Regions from separate parts of the Mus musculus genome. Here all the other regions are linked to region 1. Evidence: chromatin loops called from intact Hi-C (ENCODE). Cell type or tissue: heart. All regions are shown on one strand. Region 1 overlaps Gm31718 (a long non-coding RNA gene). Region 2 holds the start of Gm45805 (a long non-coding RNA gene). Region 3 holds the start of Irf2bp2 (interferon regulatory factor 2 binding protein 2). Region 4 overlaps Gm51605 (a long non-coding RNA gene).

Region 1 (5,000 bases):
GTCCATCCCCTTATTCGGGAAATAGCATACCCATGAAGCTCATGGTGGAATTCCTGCTAAGAGTCAATGTTCTTATTGGGACAGGTAGGTTGGTAGAGTCAGTCTGTTGAGCGGCATAGGATGGGGGAAGGATCAGGCTCCTTCTTTCCTTGTGATCTGAGGAAAATGCTGTCCATGCAGGATCTCCGCTTGGGTCCCTCACTGGGCCCTCATCTCAATCACTACCTTTCTCAGGAAAATGTCTAACATGAGACTTGAGTTGAGAGCATGTGCCATGGCAGGAACATGCTGCCTTGTGCACATCTGTGGATCAAGACATTAACATGTTATGCTAATAAGATATGAAAAAAATTCATCCTTGGTAGAGTACCAGTGACAGACCAGAGTAACAATTCCCCTGAAGTCCAACTCGATGAAGCAATCAATGAGCAAGGGTGATGGAAGTGTTACTTCTAGGCTCCTGGATGACTCAAAGGAAGCTGTAGCACTAGAAGTCCCATTCCAGTATGTGCAATGATTCCCAGAAGCTCTATCTCTGGAGCTTCCCATACCACTTGAAGGCAGCTTGACTGGTGGGAAAGTCTCTTCTCCCCAGTAAATGTTTCTGCTCATATAGCCTTTGGGAGAAGCATTGTGTATCTTGTAAGTCTTAGGAACTTCATGAGATTTGTGAGTTGTTGTTGTTGTCTTTTTCTTGTTTTTTTTTTTTTTTTTTTTTTTCTGGAGCCTTGAAAGCTTCATTTTACTTTCGGAATCTTAACTCTCCTCTGAGATAGAGTGGCTTGGTTTAGAGAAAACTGCCATACAATAGATGCATTTGAAAGGACATAAAGGAGCCCCACTGTGTGAAGCACCTCTGCAGTGACCCCAAAACAGTTAGGTAGGTCTCCTGTGAGGAAGAAGTCCCCGTGAGGATACAGTGAAGAAGTGAGAGCCTTTAGCAGGCTGTTCCCAGCCAAGATGCCTACTCCCTTGCTGTCAGTCCAGCCCTTAGTGTGTGCCCCCGGGACTCAGAGCTCTCAAGCAGTACTGGAAGGTTACATGCAGGTGGCCACCATTTCTTTCCATCCTAACTTCCTTCTGTGCCTTCATTTTCCAGGTGAGGAAGAGAGAAGAAGAGTGAGGAAGCTGGCTTTAACTCCCTGTGTCAGAGTTCAGCCTCCTACAGGCCTCTTGGAACGTTTGCATTGTAGGTAAGCAGAAGGGTAGTCACCCCCTCTCAACAATAGCCAATGGGTGTCATGACAGGAGAGGCAGGACTCCGGTACACAGGACCACATAAAGGCCCACTGTTCCCATGGAAGGCACACGGATTTGCCTTTGGTTAGACACACCCACTTCCATCCACCCCCGGGTATGGGGTTAGAATGTTCTTCATTGTTAACTCACACACTGTTATTTCCCAAACCTGCCCAGCCCCTCCCAAAAGCTTTGAGTCCTGTTTACCATCTTTGTTTTCTAAAACAATTCATTCTCTTTGTTCAGCTGCCCATCCATCCATCTACGCATGTTAAATATATCTTTGCGGTGAGTTGGACTCCGTCTCTTACTGAATGGCTTTATCTGCTCATGGCAATTTCATACAGTCTCTGGTTCCCCAGACTGAGGGTGCATGCACACACATTTCATTATCTTCCCCCTCTAATTTTGGAATAGATTCCAAAATTTCTCTTCTTTCTGTGTATGTGTTTTCCCCCATGACCTCATGCCTGTAAGACTGTTTGGGACACTGGCTTACAAAATGCTCCCTGTTCTGAAGCCTCCTGATACCCTTGCTTTCTAGAGCAGAGGATGGTGGGGCCAGCAGGATATTCACGCTTGCTCTCTGCTTTTACACCCAACCCCATCTGGGGCCTCATTGGTGCCTATTAGGACAAAGCCTTGGGGTCAAGGTCTTATCCCATAAAAACTATTTATTTATTTTTAATTCATTGAAGTATTTTTTTAGTATATAAAATAATGGATTTCACATGATGACATTTTCATCCATATACTTTGTATTTGTTTCCTTATTATCCTCCCCCATCCTTCCTCCACTACTCACTCATTGTCCCCCTCTCCCTTTCCTCTAAGACTTGCCGCTTTTATGCCATTTATATATGTGAATATAGCTAAATCTAGTTCCATACATGAGAGAAGACATATGACATTTTATCTTTCTTCCCTCATTCCCCTCCCTCACCCCTCTCCCACTCCCTTCCCTTTCCTGACTTCCCTCCCCATCTCCTCTCCCCCACCTCCTCTCCCCCCACCTCCTTTAAGTTCTCCTTTCCCATATAGACCCAGTTCTACCTTCATATTATATATGATTCTTTCTTCAAAGAGTCACATCATATTCATATATATAATGCATATACAAACCAAATGCATATACAAACCAGCTGCAAAAAAAGCTGCCTGAGGGAAACAAAAAACAAAAACCCCAGAAAACTAGAGTCCTTTTACTCCAGAAACAAGTAGACTTTTTGAGACTAGCCACCCAGAAAGCAACCCCCTCTAATACCCACAGCATGCTCTGTGGAAGCAGTCATGCATGTGTGTCCATGTGAGTGCATGTGTAATCGTGCATGTGCATATGTGCATGAACCTGTGTATGCACACATGCATTATGTATGTGTGTGGGTATATGCAGGTGCAATTTAAATAAAAACAGCAGCATTTCTGGTCTGGATCTAGAGTGCTTGGCCAGCCTTGCAATGCTATTTTCACTAGCTCCGTTCTGACAAGGGGGCAGCTGCTACTGTTTGATGTGTGGAGAACACATCTCCTGGGAAGAGACAGGGGGAGCCAGGACACCAGGCTGAGTGGCCTCAGAGCAGGGCGCATGCTCGTCAAGATTCTATTTCAGGATTGTCTGAGACCAGTGTGTGTTCTTGCCACAGAGGAATGCTCCCTTGGAGGGGATGGCTAACCTGGCCAGGCAAGGCAGGAATGCACAGCCTGTGGTGGTGACGCCTCCTCCCAGCAATGTGTCCTGCTTCCTGCTTTGAGTCACATGAACATTTTTATTTTTTGTCTGCCTCCCACTACAGCCTGCATTCTGCCCTGCAGTGTTGTCAGGGTGGGGTGGGGGGTGGGGGTGGGGGGATCTTCTGCGTCTGGAAGCTGTGTTGTAAAACTCAGAGCTGTTTTCAGCATGACTCTGTGACGTGTAAAGATGTTGGGAGGAGGGAGGGACACAGGAAGGGAAAGGAGAGAGGAAGGAGGGCAAAAGGAGAAAGGGAGAGAAGCATCTCACTGACGTCAAAGGAGACCGCATTCTACAGGGTAACATTACTGGTACCTCCACCATCCACCCCTTCTAATTTACTAGAAACTGAACAGCCTGTTCGGAGACCCAGAGCGCTGCTTGCTGCTCTCCCCTCCTCCAACGCCTCCCTGCCTCATGTTCTCCTTTGACCAAAAGAGCCATTAATTGTTGGGAGTTTGAAAGCTACCTGATTCCTTGGTACAGAGGGGATTTCCACGAGTCATAATTCAGTCCCTGCTTGTGAGGACACTGTAGCTGAAGTAAATTGATCCAGCTGATGACAAAGGGCCCCTGGGGACAGAGAGGTCAGCTCTGCAGCTGGGGCAGCTGCTGGGGTTGTCACATGACTGGCTGTGCTTGCTCAGGCTTGCCCCCAGTGCCCTCATGATCTTCCTGCACACACACACACACACACTCACACACCCCATCCCCCAGTCCCTGCATCCCTTGCAATCTCTTCTTTGCCTCTCTAGAAGGCCAGGATTTGCAGCCTGTCTGGCTTCCTGAGGTGAAGGTGATTTTCCAGGAAGTTGCCAGCCTCCTTCTCCACTTGAAATGTGGGATTACTACTGGCAAGATGGCTCAGTCGGTAATGTACTGGCCACACAAGCACGAAGACCTGAGTTCAATCCTCCAGAACTCACATAAAAAACTGTTTGGTGACATGTGCTTGCAAGCCCAGTGCTAGGAAAGTAGAAACAGCTCTCTGGGTCTTGCTGGCCAGTCAACCTAGTAGCTTAATAGGTGAGCGCAGAGCCAGTGAGAGACCCTGTCTCAGAACACAGGATGGATGGCTCCCAAAGAATGATAGCCAAGGTTGATCTTTGACCTCCCCATGCACTGACACACATATGTCAGTGTGACATACACAGGTACATGTACAAATTCAAAACAGAGTGGCTCCCTCCTGGTAGTCCTCTTTGCTGCCCTGACAGGTTCTATGGTGTTTTGCTGAAACCTCTCTCCATTCTGCTATCTGGACATGCAGGACCTGTTCACGAATACGGTCTGGCAACACTAACTTGTAACCTGGAGTTCCAGAAACAGCCGATTCCACTACCCAGATGGTAGAGTTCAAGCCGCTGGCTAGCCAAGGCTGCACAAGTTAATTTTTATCCCAGTAAAAAATAATAAACACCGCATTAGCAACTACATGTTTATCAATTTGCAGTTCATTTCCAGCCAGACCATCTCCCTCCTGTGTGTTTTTACTGCTGGCTGATGATCCGGAGTACGTTTTGTGAAACCATATGTGGCTATTTAAGCCCTGGCCTCCGTTGCATTTATGCGATGTTTTCCACCTTAATTGTATGACGCTATTTGGCTCCTAGTGCTATGGCGTTCGACTAGCGCATCCAAAATGCTAAAGAAACTGCAGTAAAGCCACAGGACTTGCTAGGGGGTCACCTGGCAGCTCAGAGACCTGTGCTGCTGCAGTAAGGATTTTATATTTCCGCTTTTATAAGAAGTCCCAGCAAGCACGTGTTAAATCATCCTCTCTGGGTAGGAATGTGTCTGTTGTGTTTCTTCTCGTTTTATGGTAGGCTGATATCAGAGGAGGTGCTGAGGACAGTTCTCAGGTGGAGTTAGGGATTCTGACCCGGAAGATGCTCCTTCAGAAAGCACTAGTGCATGACTGGGTTCAAGGGTGATCACTGGCCCCACAGCTCAGCCTGGTTTTCTTTTTTTTTCTTTCCAGTGCTTCAGCTGGTTTTATTCTTGGCAGGATTACAGCCCCCATTGACAGTGT
Region 2 (5,000 bases), 82 kb after region 1:
AAATGGAAGGGAGAGGTCTCTGTTTCAGCTTTGACACTACAGGGCTATTCTGCGGCTCAGAACGGTTTGTCCTATAAATGGTACTCACACCCTAACCAACTAACTTACTGCTGTGTCTACACTCTTTTTTTGCCTGCTGGATTAAGACAATGATTGGGTCGATGAACTACCCTTTCAATATACGTTTGGGTAATAGAAAAGATGTTAGTGGATGGGATCCTTTATCATTTAAGGTTAGGTTAGTCTTTAGAAAAAAATAATAAATCAGATAGCTTCAGACTAATACTGTTTGTTTTTAAGACATCTTCTCAGTGTTGGCAGATTCTTTTGATTATAGTGCATTTGGAACTTGCCATTGGCTGGCCACGGAGTCATGGAGATCCTCCTGCCTCTTTCTTCCACTTCCAGGATAGCAGACACGTGTTCCCTGCACCTGACTGCAGGAGATCAGGACTCAAGTTCTCAAGCTTGCCCCCTGAGCATTTACATTCTGAGCTGTCTCTCCAGACCCCACCACTGAGCGGCTTTCCCTTGCAATACCTGATACCAGATTCTGGTCCTGTCAGAAGTTCCACAGGGGTGATTTTCTAGCTGCCTGCTGGATGCTAACATTTAGATACCACGGTGACACCAAAACTACTGTGTGTGCATGTTTGTGTGTGTGTGTACGTGCACGCGCGCGTGCGTGACATGCCTGAGAAAGATGTTTTTCTTCCTGGTGACTCTGCCTATTTCCCTGCCTTCTCTTTAATGCTCAGGTCTTTTGAGCACTTTGCATGACATCTGGTTTAACAGATGTGAGCTCTGGGTGACTGTCACTTCTTCCAGAGATTGTCCCTAATGGTGTTTGGTCTTTTCTCCCTTTGCTGTGCACAAATGATCTGAGCAATCTCAGCTAGAAAAGCCCATCAGGTATATTTACATAAACTTGCCTTTAATTTTTCTGCACCGTTGCTTTGTTTACCGCACAGAGGCTGCGTTCTCACTTGCTCCTGAATCTTACCAGCTTCTCAGGCCCTAGATGTAGGACCGTCTACATCATTTGGAAGACCCAGTGAAAGGACAGCCGTGAAACGTCTTGCTCAAAAATTAAAGCCTCAGTTTGCTGACCTCAGAGTCTTGGATTAGGAGTAGCCCTGAATAACTAGCTAGATCACAGCCCATGGGCCCAGCTCTTCCTGTCTCTGTAACTGAGTAGCCTCAGGCAAGCTCTGTGGCTTAGCCTCTATTTGTTTCTTCACTATTTTTAGTTTGGGAAGGGAATGAGGTCACTCTGCAAGCCTGGATGTTCCACTGACTTCTGACTTCTATTGTTGCGATTGAAAAGTCTGTCGTGGAGTGAACTGCCGACCCTTCCCTTCTCCTTCTTCTCTGCTTGCCTGTTTTTATTTTTGTCTTTGGCAGCTTTTTCTTACAGCGTGTCCAGGTTTTCATGTTTTTCTTTGACGTTTCTCTTTCTTCCGTCCCCCCCTCCCCCACTCCCTGTTTTAGAAAAACTCTCCGGCAGTGTCTTTGGAAATAGTGACCCCTCCCCATCCTTTCACGTGCTCCTGTGTTAAGCATACTAAGGTCCCTTCGATCTCAGTGATCTCATTATGCTTCATTCCGGGTCATCATCCAAGATGTCCTGTACCCCCTTATGTGGAGTGAAGGCCCTTCACCTGCATGTATGAAGCTTTTGTTGGTTCATGTTTCACTTCTAGGAGCTATACATAGTCCCTTTAAAAACATTTCAGGTCTTTTGAAATGAGTTTAATTCCTTTCTCATAACTTGTGCATGTGTGTGTGTGTGTGTGTGTGTGTGTGTGGTGTAGGTATAAGATTATGGGGGGTGGGGAGCAGGGCTGTACACACGTGTATGGACTTATAGAGGACAGGGGTCCATGTCAGGTATACTCCTTGATTGCTTTCCACCTGACTTTTTGAGATAGGGCATCTTACTCACTCTGGAGTCCTTAATTTCAGATTAGACAATGAGTTCCAAGGTTGGACCCCTCCCTGATCCCAGCACCGGTGTTACCGTCTACACAAGAGACCCCACCTCACTTTTGTGTGGCTTTGGGATCCAAACTCGAGTTCTCATGCTGTCTGGCCAACCCTTTACTGACTGGGTCCCCTTTGCTCATAATTTTACCCTCCTTACATTCTAATTATTTTTCCCACAATTCCCAACTTCTTTCTGATATCTGGATGCCTTTTATGGATTTTTTTTTTTTGTCTCCGACACTATATTTGGTGACTTGGGGGTGGGGTAGTGTTGAGGGTTGAACCCAGGGCTGTGCACAAGCTGGGAGCTGCTCATCACGTTTTGTAGGCTTGGGCACTATTTCAGAATTGGGTAATATTTCAAAAATGGCTCACCATGCCTTTAGGGCCACATTTATTATTTGGATGCGCTACAACTAGGTGTTTTATAGCCAGAAGTTTCTATTCTCCCCCACCATGACACTTCCACAAACGATCGTTCCTGTCGTCCTGAATGTCTGATCCCACTGGGACTGGGTGTTTTGAGATATCCCTAGCTCCTGAGACGTTTTAGGAAGTCAGCCAGGAGCCCTGTCTGAGCTCATGGCAGGCCTGTAGGGCTGATCAGGAAATGTCACCTCTTTCTGTGTGCAGCTTTTATGTAGATGAAACTTGGGTTTTATTCTGCAAAGAAAACAGCCAATGTACCTTTGCTAAAAATGGCTGGAGCACAGTGGCTAGACAAATTTAGCACAGAATGTGAGATGTTATAAAAGCAAACACTTAGAGGTTTGTGGACACAGAGAGTGTTGCTCAGCAATGACAAGAAAACAGAAGGAGAGGACATTTCACTTCCCTGTCCTGGCCCTCGCTCTGCCTCCAACCACGCCGCAGGCCTCTCTTCTGCACTTGAGTTTCCTGCCCCTTAAATATCGCTTTACCAGGAAAGGAGAACACCTTCACCCAAAGGACCAGCGGAGATGTGAGGACATCTGACTGCAGGCCACACAGCTGAGTTGGCAGGGAAGGCAGCTGGTGGCCACTTCCTGCCTCACCCTGCAGGAAGGAGGTACCCAGGAAAAGGACGTTAGAGCTGTAACCACTATAGATGGTTCCTGTTCCTCTCCAGGGACAGCAGCCTCCTCATGTGGACTACTTCTGTAGGCCAGATGGGGGATATCTAAGCACACAGACAGGATTGAAAGCGGTCCATCTGCAGTGGGTTTTTCTCATCCCTTACTCTTGGGAAAGTGAAGTGAAAGTGTGTGTGTGTGTGTGTGTGTGTGTGTGTGTGTGTGTGAATGTGTATGTGTGTGAGTGTGTGAGAGAGCATGTATGTTTGTGTGTGAGTGTATGTATGTGTATGTGTGTGAGAGAGGGTATGTGTATGTATGTTTGTTGTGAGTGTATGTGTGTGAGTGTATGTGTGTGTGTGAGTGTATGTGTGTGTATGTTTGTGTGTGGGTGCATATGTATTTATGTGTATGTGACTATGTATATGTGTGTGAGTGTGTGTGAGTGTATGTGCATTTGTGTATGAGTGTATATGTGTATGTATGTGTTTCTGTGTGAGTGTATGTGTGTGTGTGAGTGTATGTGTGTGTATGTGTTTGTGTGTGGGTGCATATGTATTTATGTGTATGTGACTATATATATGTGTGTGAGTGTGTGTGAGTGTATGTGCATCTGTGTATGAGTGTATATGTGTATGTATGTGTTTCTGTGTGAGTGTATGTGTGTGTGAATGTGTGTGTGTGTATACACTTACCAATGAGTGTGTGTGTAGAGGTCAGAGGTTCAGACTGAGTATCTGAGCATTTTCTTCTATCACTTTCCACATTATCTTACCGTCATCATCATCGTCATCATCGTCGTCGTCATCGTCGTCATCATCATCGTCATCATCATCATCAAAGACAGCATCTCCCACTGAACTGGGGCTTACCAATTGGCTAGACTGGCTGGCCAATATGCCCTGAGCATCTAGTTCTGCTTCCCCAGAACTGGTGAGGAATAGGGTATTTTTACAGCCCTGATCCTTGCATGCTTTGGACACATTCACCACTTGACTTGGCCCAGGAAAACCTGGTTGACTCTTAGTTTTCAGTTTGGCAATAGTGCAACCTTTTTGGAGTCTGTCTTAGAAGGTTCTACCATGGTTCTGTGATATTAAGCAATTGTGATCATGATAGTAGATGCTGTTCCTTGAGGACCCTCCCCTGCTTCTGTGGTATAGGGCAATAAGATGGAATGAGGGGGTCTCACAGATGGGATTAACTATGGGGACTGTGGAAAGCATGGACTACTTATATTGATACCCACAGGGCCCTGTCTTCCTGAAGTCCTGCGTTTCAAGAAGCCCAAGCTCAAGGAATCTCCTCCAGACATGTGACAGACCTCAGCTGGCAAAAATCCTTCTTCAGGGCTACCCAGCTTCTCACCCACAAAGGTCAACGCATCTGTAGCTTTCAAGTCTCCTGCTGGATGTGACATCTGCCCCGGGTTGGGAGCTAAAATGCCTTGGCTGATTTTTTTCTGGGATAAAGTCAGAAGGAGGGCTCCGACAGTCTTTCTGAGCTTTAAGGTGTAGACTACAGCCTGTGTGGTTTAGCAAACCAGCATTTTACGCTTGGATGTGAGCTCGGGAGCTCTGTGACTTGGGTTCATTCCCGTCTCCTCAGAGTGTAAGCTGCATGAGTACTGTGTGTTCCTTGTTTTATCCCCAGGACCAGGAAGAGAGTCCAGGGCCAAGGGCAAGCATCTGTAAACAGTTGACAGAGGAATTAGCATGCCAATAGCTTTGAACAAATGAATGGAACTAAGTCAGTTTGGGAACTGAACTCAGCCGCTAATGAAGCTACTCATTGCACTTAACCAAGACCCCACTTCCCTGAGACCCCCACTTCCATCTTCTTTTTCCCTGAGCAAATTTAACTTATTGTTTTGTCTCAAAATACCATTACTGAAAACCTTTCCTCTGCAGTCCTTAGTGTGCCTCACGTTGTCTTAAGAATGCATGTAGCACGAGATTGCAA
Region 3 (5,000 bases), 250 kb after region 1:
CCTCCCCATTGCTCACTTTCTTGCCAGTCAGCAAGGTGGGCAGTGCCACCCACAGAAATGCAAATGACATGTGAGGAATTATTTTCTCCTTCATGGAAGCTGAGGTCAGAGGTGAGAAGACCTTACTATGGCTTTTTTTTTTAAACATCATTTTCGTTAGACAGAGAGAGACAGACAGAGAGACAGAGAGAGAGAGACGAGAGACAGACAGAGAGAGACAGACAGACAGACAGACAGAGAGAATGCAAACTTGAGTGCAGGCACATTTTAGGAGGTAAGAGTCAAACCTCAGTTATCCACCCTTGCCTTCCATCTTGTTTGAGATGGGGTCTTTTGTCCTTTCTTGTTTAGTACCTCAGGTAGCTGGTCCTTGCGCGTCTGGGGAGTTCTATCTCTGAACACTGAAATTATGGCCACACAGTAGTTGGCTTACATGGATTCTGGTGATTCTAGTTCAACCCCTCAGGCTTGTGGAGCAAGTGCTTAGCCACTGTGCCTGTTCCCCTCGTCCTCAGGATGACTGTCACTTAAGGCTGCCCCGTACGGAGGGGGAGCCATTAATCCATGGAGTTCACAAATTTAGGATGCCATGGTATAAAGCATCCATAATTCCGCTGGGGTCCTGAAGGCAGAACTCCACATGGGTGATCTTGTAGCACCCTATCCTATAGTCTGTGGGCACAGGGCTTCCTGCATGCCTGGGGCTCACCTCCGCTGCAGTGAGGCCTGGGGAGGAGAGTCACAGATCTGATGTTCATGTCCAATGTTGTGGTTATAGACTGAGATCTGTTTTGGCCCACAGACTTAAGCATTAGAATCCCTTCCCATCCCCCTACACAGATTTGTATTTAAAAGGAGAGATCTTTGGAATTAAAGTCAGGAAAACTGTTGCTCGTCTAGTCTCCACAGACCCCCTCCCTGTAGAGTATTTCCTTCAGTTCTTAAGACAAATCACAAGTTTCCCGTGTCCTGAATAAGCGCCAGCCTCAACCCACAGCATCTGCCTGCCTGTCCACTAAGGAATGCACACACAGATGCTGCAGCCAATCCTGTAACCTTGACTCTTGGACAGCCAAGCTCATCCTCACTCTCTTCTGGGAGGACCCGGAGCCTTAAGCAAGAGGGCAGTCTACGTGACTAAAACATACCAACTTCCTCTTTCATAAGTCGTCACATGGTGAGCTACAATTACAATTCCTGCCTTGTCTGTGCGAATTGCAGACGCATTGCCTCACCCTAGAAACCCCGCTCCTGTGTGTGGAGGAGGCAGGCTGTAACTCCAGCAGCAGCCGCTTTGGACAGGATCCAGCTCCAGTCTGCAGCGGGAGGGAGGGTAGTGGGTGGAAGACAGAAACAAAGCTATGTTTACTTAGCATACATCGATTAAAAAAAAAAAAAAAAAAAAAAAAAACCGGCTCCGGAGTTACATGAAAGGCCAGGCATCATGAAAGGCTGTTGATACAGTATAAGGGTTTGCTGCCCTGGATCCAGGACCTACCTTAACCCCCTGGAGCCGGGTTGCTTTTTATGAAGGACAGCCCAGATCTAAAATAGCCTTTCCATTTTCCAGCAGGCAGGCATCTGGAGGGGGTGGAGGGAGGCTCCCCCCCCCCGCCCCCCCTGCGCACAGCTCTAACAGCTCAGTTTCAACATGAAGCCAGTGTGAAATACAAAGGAAATGCCGGTCTTTTGGAGAAGCTCCACTTCGCATTTCTCAAGGCAGACATTGTATGTACCTCGGCAATTCTATTTTGGGTTGTAGTGGCGGCTTTCCCTGGAGAGGGCATTGTGGGCTGCTGGCAGGTGGACCGAGTACAATCAGGCCAGGCTTTCAAGGGAGGTTCTGCTTTGTTTTAATGTTTCTGTGTCTGCCTAGTGGGCCATCTCTCAGGGCACTGAGATGACTCTGCAGTCAGGGCAGCTTCATCTCCTCCACTCAGGTTCTGCACGGTCAAAATCACGTGCTCAGATGAGTGACACAGGGTCTTGGAAGAGAGTGACCAGACTGACAGGTCCTGGAGCAGGTGCCCAAACCAGCTGGCACCAGCTGCTTCTGGGAATGGATCCGGGTAGGCCCCATTCCAGGCTTGGAGAGGGTGAGGCAGGCTTGTGACTGGAAGGGGAGCTGGGGAGGCCCTTGACACAGATGTACCTTCTCTGGAAAGCCCCGAGAGAGACGTTCAAGGTTAGCCTGTGGACGCCCTTGGCATCTGGCGCTAAGCTTTCTGTGCCACCTCCAACAGGTTTATTCTTGTGCTCTAAACAGCTCTCTGGGCTGCTTCTCTGTGGGGCGTGTTTCCTCTTGTGGCTATTCTTTGAAGCAACCTGGCATTTTTCAATAGCAGCCACCGGAGAAAAAAAGGTCAGCAGATTTTTCCCCCCTCCCTTTCCACCTTCCAATCCAGTTGTAGGAAAGCTAATGTACTTAGTACCCTGCTCTTCCCACACTTAACCAGCCCATTCCAATCTTGGGGAGAGAGGTGGACCTGCGTTGTTCACCACAAAAGCAAAAGCGGCTCTTACTCAGAGTAGTAGGTCTCAAATCAGAGCCTGACTGACCGACCACTGACAGCACACACCAGTCCCTGCTCCCTACCAAAGTGTACAATTCGGTGTTCCGTCCACTCTGGGCAGCCCTCACTGCCCAGCGTGGAAGGGAACAACGAAGCGATGCTGCCAGGCGCGTCTGTGCCCACTGGGCTAAGCCGGATGGTACAACAGACAGCCAAGTCCACCCGCCAGCGCACGCCCTAGGCGCAAAGGGGACAGCGCGCGCCCAGAGTTGGCCACTCGAAGTTCGGCCCCGCGGAGGCGGTGGGGCAGGGCCTACTAGCCAGAGACCGGGGGCGGGTCCTGAGCCGTGACGCGGTGCGCTGCAGAGCCCAGATCCCTGGAATGTGCACTAGCTCGGCGCGGCCCCAGGGCCCGCGGCGCTGGGCACGTCTTATGTGGAGTTTGCGCAGTGGCAGCGTCCCTTGCCCACGTCACGCGCTCGCTGCACAGACCTACATAAGACGCTGGGCGGCGGCGCCTGAGGAGCCTCGGGCCTGTGCGTCCTCCTTTCAGTGCACGCGCAAAAGAGGCCGGGCCTGCCTGAGCACTAAGTTTTTGTAAAACTTAAAGGGGCAGCGGCAGTGTGTAGTTGCTTCCTCGACCAAAACAGGGCAGAGTGTTGATAGCGTGCGCGCGCCCAGCTGAAGCCAAGTGAGACGCTAACAAGGAAAAGTCCAAAGTGCGCCTCGCTATGCTCCAAATTCCATGCTCAGGAGGCTGCCAGTAACCAAGTGATAAAGTGGCATTGCATGTAAAATAAAACAGTTTGCACGATTTAATCGAAAGAACAGGGCCATGGGTTGGAGCATCCTGGCTGGGTAGGCGGGGTGACACGGGACTCTTGGGGACGCGAGCTGCACACCTGCGGCGCTAGGGCCGCGTGAACTGGTCTGCGCCTCAGTCCCGGCGCGCACGCGATCGAGAAACGGAAGAATCCAGGGTGGCGCGCGAGAGAGCGCAGAGGGAGGGAGGGAGGGAAGGAGGGCGGGCGCACGGGGCCGCGCGCGCCAGGGAGGGAGGGGGCCGCGCAGGCGCCGTGCAGAGCTGTCGAAGAATCAAGTCTGTAGAAGTGGAGCGGCCGCGGCGGTAGCAGCAGCAACAGCGGCGGCGCAGGAGCTGAGGCGCAGTGGGTGCTGTGCAGCGGCCGCGCCGGGGCCCGGGACCGAGCTGCACGCCGCCGCGCGCGGCATGCCCCGCCGCTCGGGCTGAGCTGCCCCGGCGGCTGCCCCGCGTCCCCCGTACCTCGCGCGGCTCTGCGCCCCGGGCGCCAGCGCGACCTGCTGCGCTCGCGGCCCGTCTTTGCCCCGGTCTGGAGGCCCCAGCCCGCGGCCCCGGCCGAGCCGCCGCCCCCGCGCGCGCCGCGCCGCCCCGCCGCCCGTGGGGACCTGCAGGCGCGCCCCGCCGCGCGCCCGCCGCCCCTCGTGCCCCGGGGGCGCCGCGCGGGCGCCGCGCCGGCCCGGGCTCTGCCGCCGCCGCCTCCTCGCCTGCGGCCGCCGCCGCCGCTAGTCGCGCAGACGCGGGCTTGGGCCGGCCGGCGCGCGCGCGCGGGATCCACGGGGGGCGGCGGCGTCCCCTCACCCGGCTCCTCCTGCGGCGCGGCGGGCTGTGCGGACATGGCCGCGGCGGTGGCGGTGGCGGCCGCCTCTCGGCGCCAGTCGTGCTATCTGTGTGACCTGCCCCGCATGCCCTGGGCCATGATCTGGGACTTCACGGAGCCCGTGTGCCGCGGCTGCGTCAACTACGAGGGAGCCGACCGCGTGGAGTTCGTCATCGAGACGGCCCGCCAGCTGAAGCGTGCTCACGGCTGCTTCCCGGAGGGCCGCTCCCCGACCGGTGCACAGCCCGCAGCCGCCAAGCCACCGCCACTGTCGGCCAAGGACCTACTGCTGCAGCCGCCGCCGCAGCTGGGCCACGCGGGCGCCGAGGCCGCGCGCGCTCAGGCTATGGAGCGCTACCCGCTGGCGCCGGATCGTGCCCCGCGCCTGGCCTCCGACTTCAGCACGCGTGCGGGTGCAGGCCTCCCACAGTCGGCCGCGCAGCAGTCCGCGCCGGCGAACGGCATCCTGGTGCCCAACGGGTTCTCCAAACTGGAGGAGCCGCCGGAGCTGAATCGCCAGAGCCCGAACCCTCGGCGTGCACACGCCGTTCCGCCCACTCTGGTGCCTCTGGTCAACGGTTCTGCCGCGCTGGGGTTGAGCGGCCGTGCTGCGGCCACACTGGCCGCGGTGAGCGGAACACCGGGCCTGGGAGCTCAGCCCGCCGAGTTGGGCACCCACAAACGCCCGGCGTCTGTGTCGAGCGCGGCGGCGGAGCACGAGGCGCGCGAGCCGAGCAAGGAGAAGGCGCAGCCCGCGCACCGGAGTCCGGCCGACAGCTTATCCAGCGCGGCCGGGGCCAGCGAGCTGAGCGCCGAGGGTGCAGGCAAAGGCCGCGCGCCCGGGGAGCAG
Region 4 (5,000 bases), 340 kb after region 1:
CAGTGGTTTCTCTTGAACTTCTTCCTGCATTGAAGTCAAGGATCAGTATCCTTGAAAGGCCCCTGAAAGGTTGAGGGAACTCCTCTGACCACAGCTCTCCCCACTGTGGAGACCCTACTGCACCACACTCATCTTTCTGGGATGTATGGGGGCGGGGCATGTTAGGGCAGAAGAGTCCTCTGAAAGAGTAACAAGTGTTTGTAACTGCTGTGTTGTCTCTCCAGTTCCAGGCTCTCTGAATCCTGAAGTCTCAGTCTTCCAGCTTCAGCCTTTGACTTCATATATGGTCACATTTATTTAGCTTTCATCGTAGGGAAATTCTGGAGGGCTTGGGGAAATGACTAGGCAGGCAAGAACATCTGATGACCAAGCTTGAAGACTACGGTTCAAATCTCTAGTATGCGTGTAAGAAGCTGGGCATAGTCACACTTACAGGTAACCCCAGTGATGTGCAAGATGGAGACAGGAGGATTACCCGGGCTTGTCTACTGCCAACCTAGCTCTGGATTCGCTGAGAGGTCATCCTGTAGGGGACAAGGCAGAGAGTGACAAAGCAGGACACCTGCCTTCCTCCTCTGACCTCTACATGTGCACAGGTGTACAAAGCAACTAACACATATGTGTAACAACACACACACACACACACACACAGACACCAGGTCCATCTTGACTATGAAGTTCATGAGTCTATGAAACTTTGGTGCTGAGAGATAAACCCAGACTTTGAAGTCAGACTTATGCCAACTACTAAAGCACGTGTGACATTGGGCAAGCCAAGCTGCCTCGCCTCTCTAAACATTGGTTCTTCATGTGAGAGCCCAGGTGTGGATCTGGGAGATGACTTAGCTGGTAAAGTGCTTGCCCTGCAACCATGAGGACTTGAGTTTAATGCCCAGAATCCACACTAAAGAGAAAAACAAAACAAACACATACACAAAAAAACCTAGAAGTGTTGGCTTACACTTGTAGTTCTAGTACTTGGGACTTGGACTTTGGTGATTTCAATATGCTTGCCCCAGGGAGTGGCACTATTAGGAAGTGTGGCCTTGTTGGAGGAAGTATGTCACTGTGGGGGTAGGCTTGGAGACCCTCATTCTAGATGCCTGGAAGCTAGTCTCCTGTCTGCCTTTGGATGAAGACTTAGAACTCTCAGCTCCTCCTGCAACATGCTTGCATGAATGCTGCCAATGCTTCTTGCCTTGATGATAATGGGCTAAACCTCTGAACCTGTAAGCCAGCCCCAATGAAACGCTGTCCTTACAAGAGTTGCCTTGGTCATGGTGTCTGTTCACAGCAGTAAAACCCTAACTAAGACAAGGACTCAGGTAGATAGATCCCTTGGCCTCACTGGCCAGTCAGTCTAGTCTGCTTGGTGAGGTCAGATCAAAGAGTCTCAAAAAAATAATACAGATAGTATGAAGAAAGGACACCTGGGATTGCCTTCTGGCCTTTCACACACATGTATACACATACAAGCAACACATACACACAGGCACCCATAGGCATATGTGCACACATACACTCACACAAAAGGTTCAAAGCCAACTGCCAAGCATTGCCCCGAGTATGGAGCATGAAACTGCTTATATAACATATGGGAGAGAGAGAGAGCCTGGTGCGGGGCAGGTGCCAAGGTAAATATCCGATCCAGCTGCTCTCTATCCACTCCAGTTTCTGATGGGTCAAAAGCACAGCCGGTAATAAACACAATGTTGCCTCTGTCTTCGCTTCCTTTCACTCCTGGGGTCCTGCTTCAGACAGAAGGAAGCAACAGCAAATATCAGAGAACCCTATTGAAAGTGTCACTCATCCATTGAAACGTCCTTTCTATTCAAGAATGTGATGATTAATTATTCATTGCTTTTGGAGTTGAAAGCAAGGACAGGGCTCTCTGCCTAAAAGCCAGAGCTTGACAACAGTAGATTTTCAACGGCCAGATTTTGGTCATGGACTGGTTCCTATGGGATGGACCCCAAGTCTCAGATGTGCAGGGCCGAGAGGCATGCAAACTTCAAATGGAGCGATTGCTCCGTGCCCTCCGTGCCTGCGATGGATCTCTGGGAGTTAATTCCCTGCATGGGTGGCCCGAGTCCTTTGGCCTCCAGCCCCATGGCTCATTCCGCCACTCTGGGCAAGCAGTAACCGCCCACCCCAGTGCAAGTCTTTCTTTCACGGCTCATGGCATGAACAACTCATTAATTCTCCAGGGCCGAGGTTGGGGATTACGTCAGTCTTACACCCCACTGTAAGTGGTCTAAATGCCAGGGTAGCCGTGTTTGCAGGGCTGCATTCGTGCCAGGGGTGCAGATCTATCAATACATAGTTCTGAAATATGCTTCTCTTCCATCGGGTGTGCTTCTCCTGGGCAGCAGATTTCAAAATGGAAGCTCAGTGCCTAGCCAGAACGCAGGCTCGGGAGCGCCTGGAGGACTCTTCGGGCCTCTTCAGGGTAGGTGAGATCTTGCTTGCTATGTCCCCAGGAGGAACAGGAGGCAGAGCTAAGCCAGGCGGTGTGGAGTTTCACACATGTCCCCAAAGACGAGCTTCCTGTGGTGTAGACACGGGACTGCTGCGGGAGGAGGGGGAGTGTCGGGCAAAGGAGGCACAGTGACACATTTCCTGAGGCCCTGGGCTGTGAGCCTGCACAGCGGGGACAGAGTGCCATCTGGTGGTCACTGGCTAGCATTGCAGGTACCATCCGGGCCTTTTTCTCATTAATGGAGAACTCAGAGGGAACTCATTTGGGCTTTTTAAAGATCTGTTTCAAAACACCAACGGAAGACAAGGAGGTCAGATGTGCCCGCTCCTACTCATCATTATACCTCCGGATACTCACTGCCTCACATCCTTCTTGAACCAGACAACGACTTCAATGGCTTCAAGGCCAGTTTTGTTTAGTTTTTAGAGACAGGGTCTCAAACTTGCTATGTGTTCAAGAAAGACCTTGAGGTTTTGGTTCTCCTGTTTCCACCTCCTGAGTGCTTGAATTATAGAGGCACATCATCACACCATCGTGCTGGGGATCAAACCCAGGACTTCACGGCTGATAGGTAAGCATTCCAGCAACTCAGCTGCACCCCAGCCCCAGGGCCAGCACTTGACACGAGCTTACAGCTCTGAGAAGTCTGCCTTGCCTTACACCCTCCCAGACCATGTTCTCCCTGTCACGACTCCACTAACACTTGAGCACAGGAGTCCCTGTCTCACCCCTGCCTGAAACATATGTACATTCTTCTCTAGTCTGCTGAACCCCACACTTTTCAAACTCCACCTGTGGACATGTTGACACCCTCAGAACACCAGCCTCATGGGTGTTCATGCTGATAGACCAGATCACAGACCATATCAAGAGCCTCTGATACCTGGAGGAGGCCTGACATGTGACCAAGTAGCTGTGAAGATGGCTCTGGCTTCGGTAGTCGTGTCCCACACGATGAGTGATTCAGTTAACATTTTCTTTGTTCTGGGGCTAGAAGTCTGAGGTTAAGGCCTTCTTAGAGTTGGTGTCTTTGGAGGCCTCCCAAGGGCACGGTACAACCGTTATCTCTCCGTGTCCTCAGTGGTCTTTACTCTATGACTGCCTGTACCCTAATCTACTTCTTATAAGGACATCAATCATGTTGAAATAGGACGTATCCTCCTGACTGCTTTTTATCTTAGTCATCTCTTTGAAGGCCTTGTCCCCAAATGCATCCATCTTCTGAGGAAATGATCTTCTGGGGATTAAGACTTGAGCATTGTGTTGCCTCTGCCCCTGGTTACCCAGTAGACTCGATGGGGGGATCCTATTGCTGAAGACATCACACACATAGGCTACTGGAAATAGAGAAATCAAGTTAGTAGGGACCAGGAAGCTTCAACCCTGTGGCCAGCTCTCAGTACTGAAAGGCAGTCAGGGCTAACATGTCACCAATTATCTTTTCAAGCTGAGAGCCCTGTGAATAGCAGTAATTGTTATGCTATTGTTTCCAGTTGGACTTGGGGCCAACTCCACAGGAGGAGACAGATGTCTGGTACCACAAATCTGTCCATGTGCTGTGGTCAGGGAGCCCCAAAGATCCCAGAGAGAACATACTGCTTATTATTATACTAAATAATCAAATTGCCCTTTAAGATTTATTTACTTACTTTGTATGTGTACATCGTCGCTGTCTTTAGACACACCAGAAGAGGGCATCGGATCCCATTACAGATGGTTGTGAACCACCATGCAGTTGGTGGGAATTGAACTCAGGACTTTCAGAAGGGTAGTGGGTGCTCTTAACCGCTGAGCCATCTCCCCAGCCCTCAAATTGCCCTTTAAATTTATAACTGTATACCATGGATTGGTGTAGTTCCCAGCCCCCATCAGAAAAGTGCCTTTGTGCAGTAGATGGCGGTTAACACAGAAACTCACAACCAATCAGAGGTCAGAGAGTAAATGTTGGAGGGCTCAACAAATGAAGCATCTATATAATTCTCCCTGCCCAAGGCTTGGCAACCGTCGTGGAAGAGAGATGAAAAGACTATAACACCCAGAGATCGGGAAGGGGCCAAGGGAAATGTCTTCCGGACACGACTGGACTGCGGCACCCCTGAACGCATGGCCATTGTGGTTACCTGCGCAAGATCAAGTTGTCTATATTGTAGAATGGAAGGGGCGTGGTGTGGAAGGGGAGGGGCGTGGAAGGGGAGGGACGTGGAAGGGAAGGGGAGGGGCATGAACGGGGTAGGGCTTAGGAACTACTGACAGTTGATATCTTCTAGGAGAGGAATTATCAGTTTTTGTTAAGTGTACAGCCCCTGGTTGGTTAATCATGCTCCAGTGGCTAGCCCTACACTCAGGAGTAAATGGGCAGTGCAAATTCATCTGTTGAAAAAAAAAAAAAGAGGAAAGGAAATAAACAACAAAATCAAGTGCATAAACTTGGGGGAGGGCAGAATACAGGTGGATCTGGGAGGGGTTGGGGCAGAACGATGGGGTGAATATAATCAAAATGTATCGTAAACGTGTATGAAAA

The links. Hi-C counts contacts between places; a loop is a spot of excess contacts. Peaks named below come from ENCODE experiments on the same cell type or tissue, not always from the same donor. Only the 100,000 strongest peaks of a DNase experiment are listed, where the experiment ranks them.
Region 2: it touches region 1 in a loop (2.1-fold over the local background); 8 of 42 quality-filtered maps call a loop at or near these places.
Region 3: it touches region 1 in a loop (9-fold over the local background); 27 of 42 quality-filtered maps call a loop at or near these places.
Region 4: it touches region 1 in a loop (3.0-fold over the local background); 13 of 42 quality-filtered maps call a loop at or near these places.

The regions. Positions count from the first base shown.
Region 1 is chr8:126,837,739-126,842,738 of GRCm38, reverse strand. It overlaps Gm31718 (a long non-coding RNA gene), which reads left to right. Exons shown (of 8, transcript XR_879375.3): 3 at 1,100-1,193; 4 at 1,486-1,527. Among named protein-coding and RNA genes, the nearest start is that of A630001O12Rik, 8.8 kb to the left of the region's middle. In heart, a CTCF peak has its summit at 2,779; DNase peaks (open chromatin) are centred at 2,878 and 3,588; H3K4me3 peaks cover 1,205 bases; H3K27ac peaks cover 3,529 bases.
Region 2 is chr8:126,756,135-126,761,134 of GRCm38, reverse strand. Gm45805 (a long non-coding RNA gene) reads left to right here and starts at 2,782. Exons shown (of 3, transcript XR_003947622.1): 1 at 2,782-3,034; 2 at 3,882-3,971; 3 at 4,290-5,000. In heart, a CTCF peak has its summit at 3,094; DNase peaks (open chromatin) are centred at 1,284, 1,984, 2,954 and 4,584; H3K27ac peaks cover 1,100 bases.
Region 3 is chr8:126,592,603-126,597,602 of GRCm38, reverse strand. It overlaps Irf2bp2 (interferon regulatory factor 2 binding protein 2), which reads left to right and starts at 3,617. Exons shown (of 2, transcript NM_001164598.2): 1 at 3,617-5,000. The coding sequence starts at 4,167. Gm31546 (a long non-coding RNA gene) reads left to right here and starts at 1,435. Exons shown (of 2, transcript XR_388210.1): 1 at 1,435-1,728; 2 at 1,941-3,338. In heart, a CTCF peak has its summit at 3,026; DNase peaks (open chromatin) are centred at 1,282, 2,072, 2,932, 3,542 and 3 weaker places; H3K4me3 peaks cover 4,475 bases; H3K27ac peaks cover 5,000 bases.
Region 4 is chr8:126,495,338-126,500,337 of GRCm38, reverse strand. Gm51605 (a long non-coding RNA gene) reads left to right here. Exons shown (of 2, transcript XR_003947621.1): 1 at 1-3,050; 2 at 4,472-5,000. Among named protein-coding and RNA genes, the nearest start is that of Gm51605, 2.9 kb to the left of the region's middle. In heart, no CTCF peak of the experiment used is centred here; DNase peaks (open chromatin) are centred at 1,627, 2,217, 2,577 and 3,207; H3K4me3 peaks cover 847 bases; H3K27ac peaks cover 1,840 bases.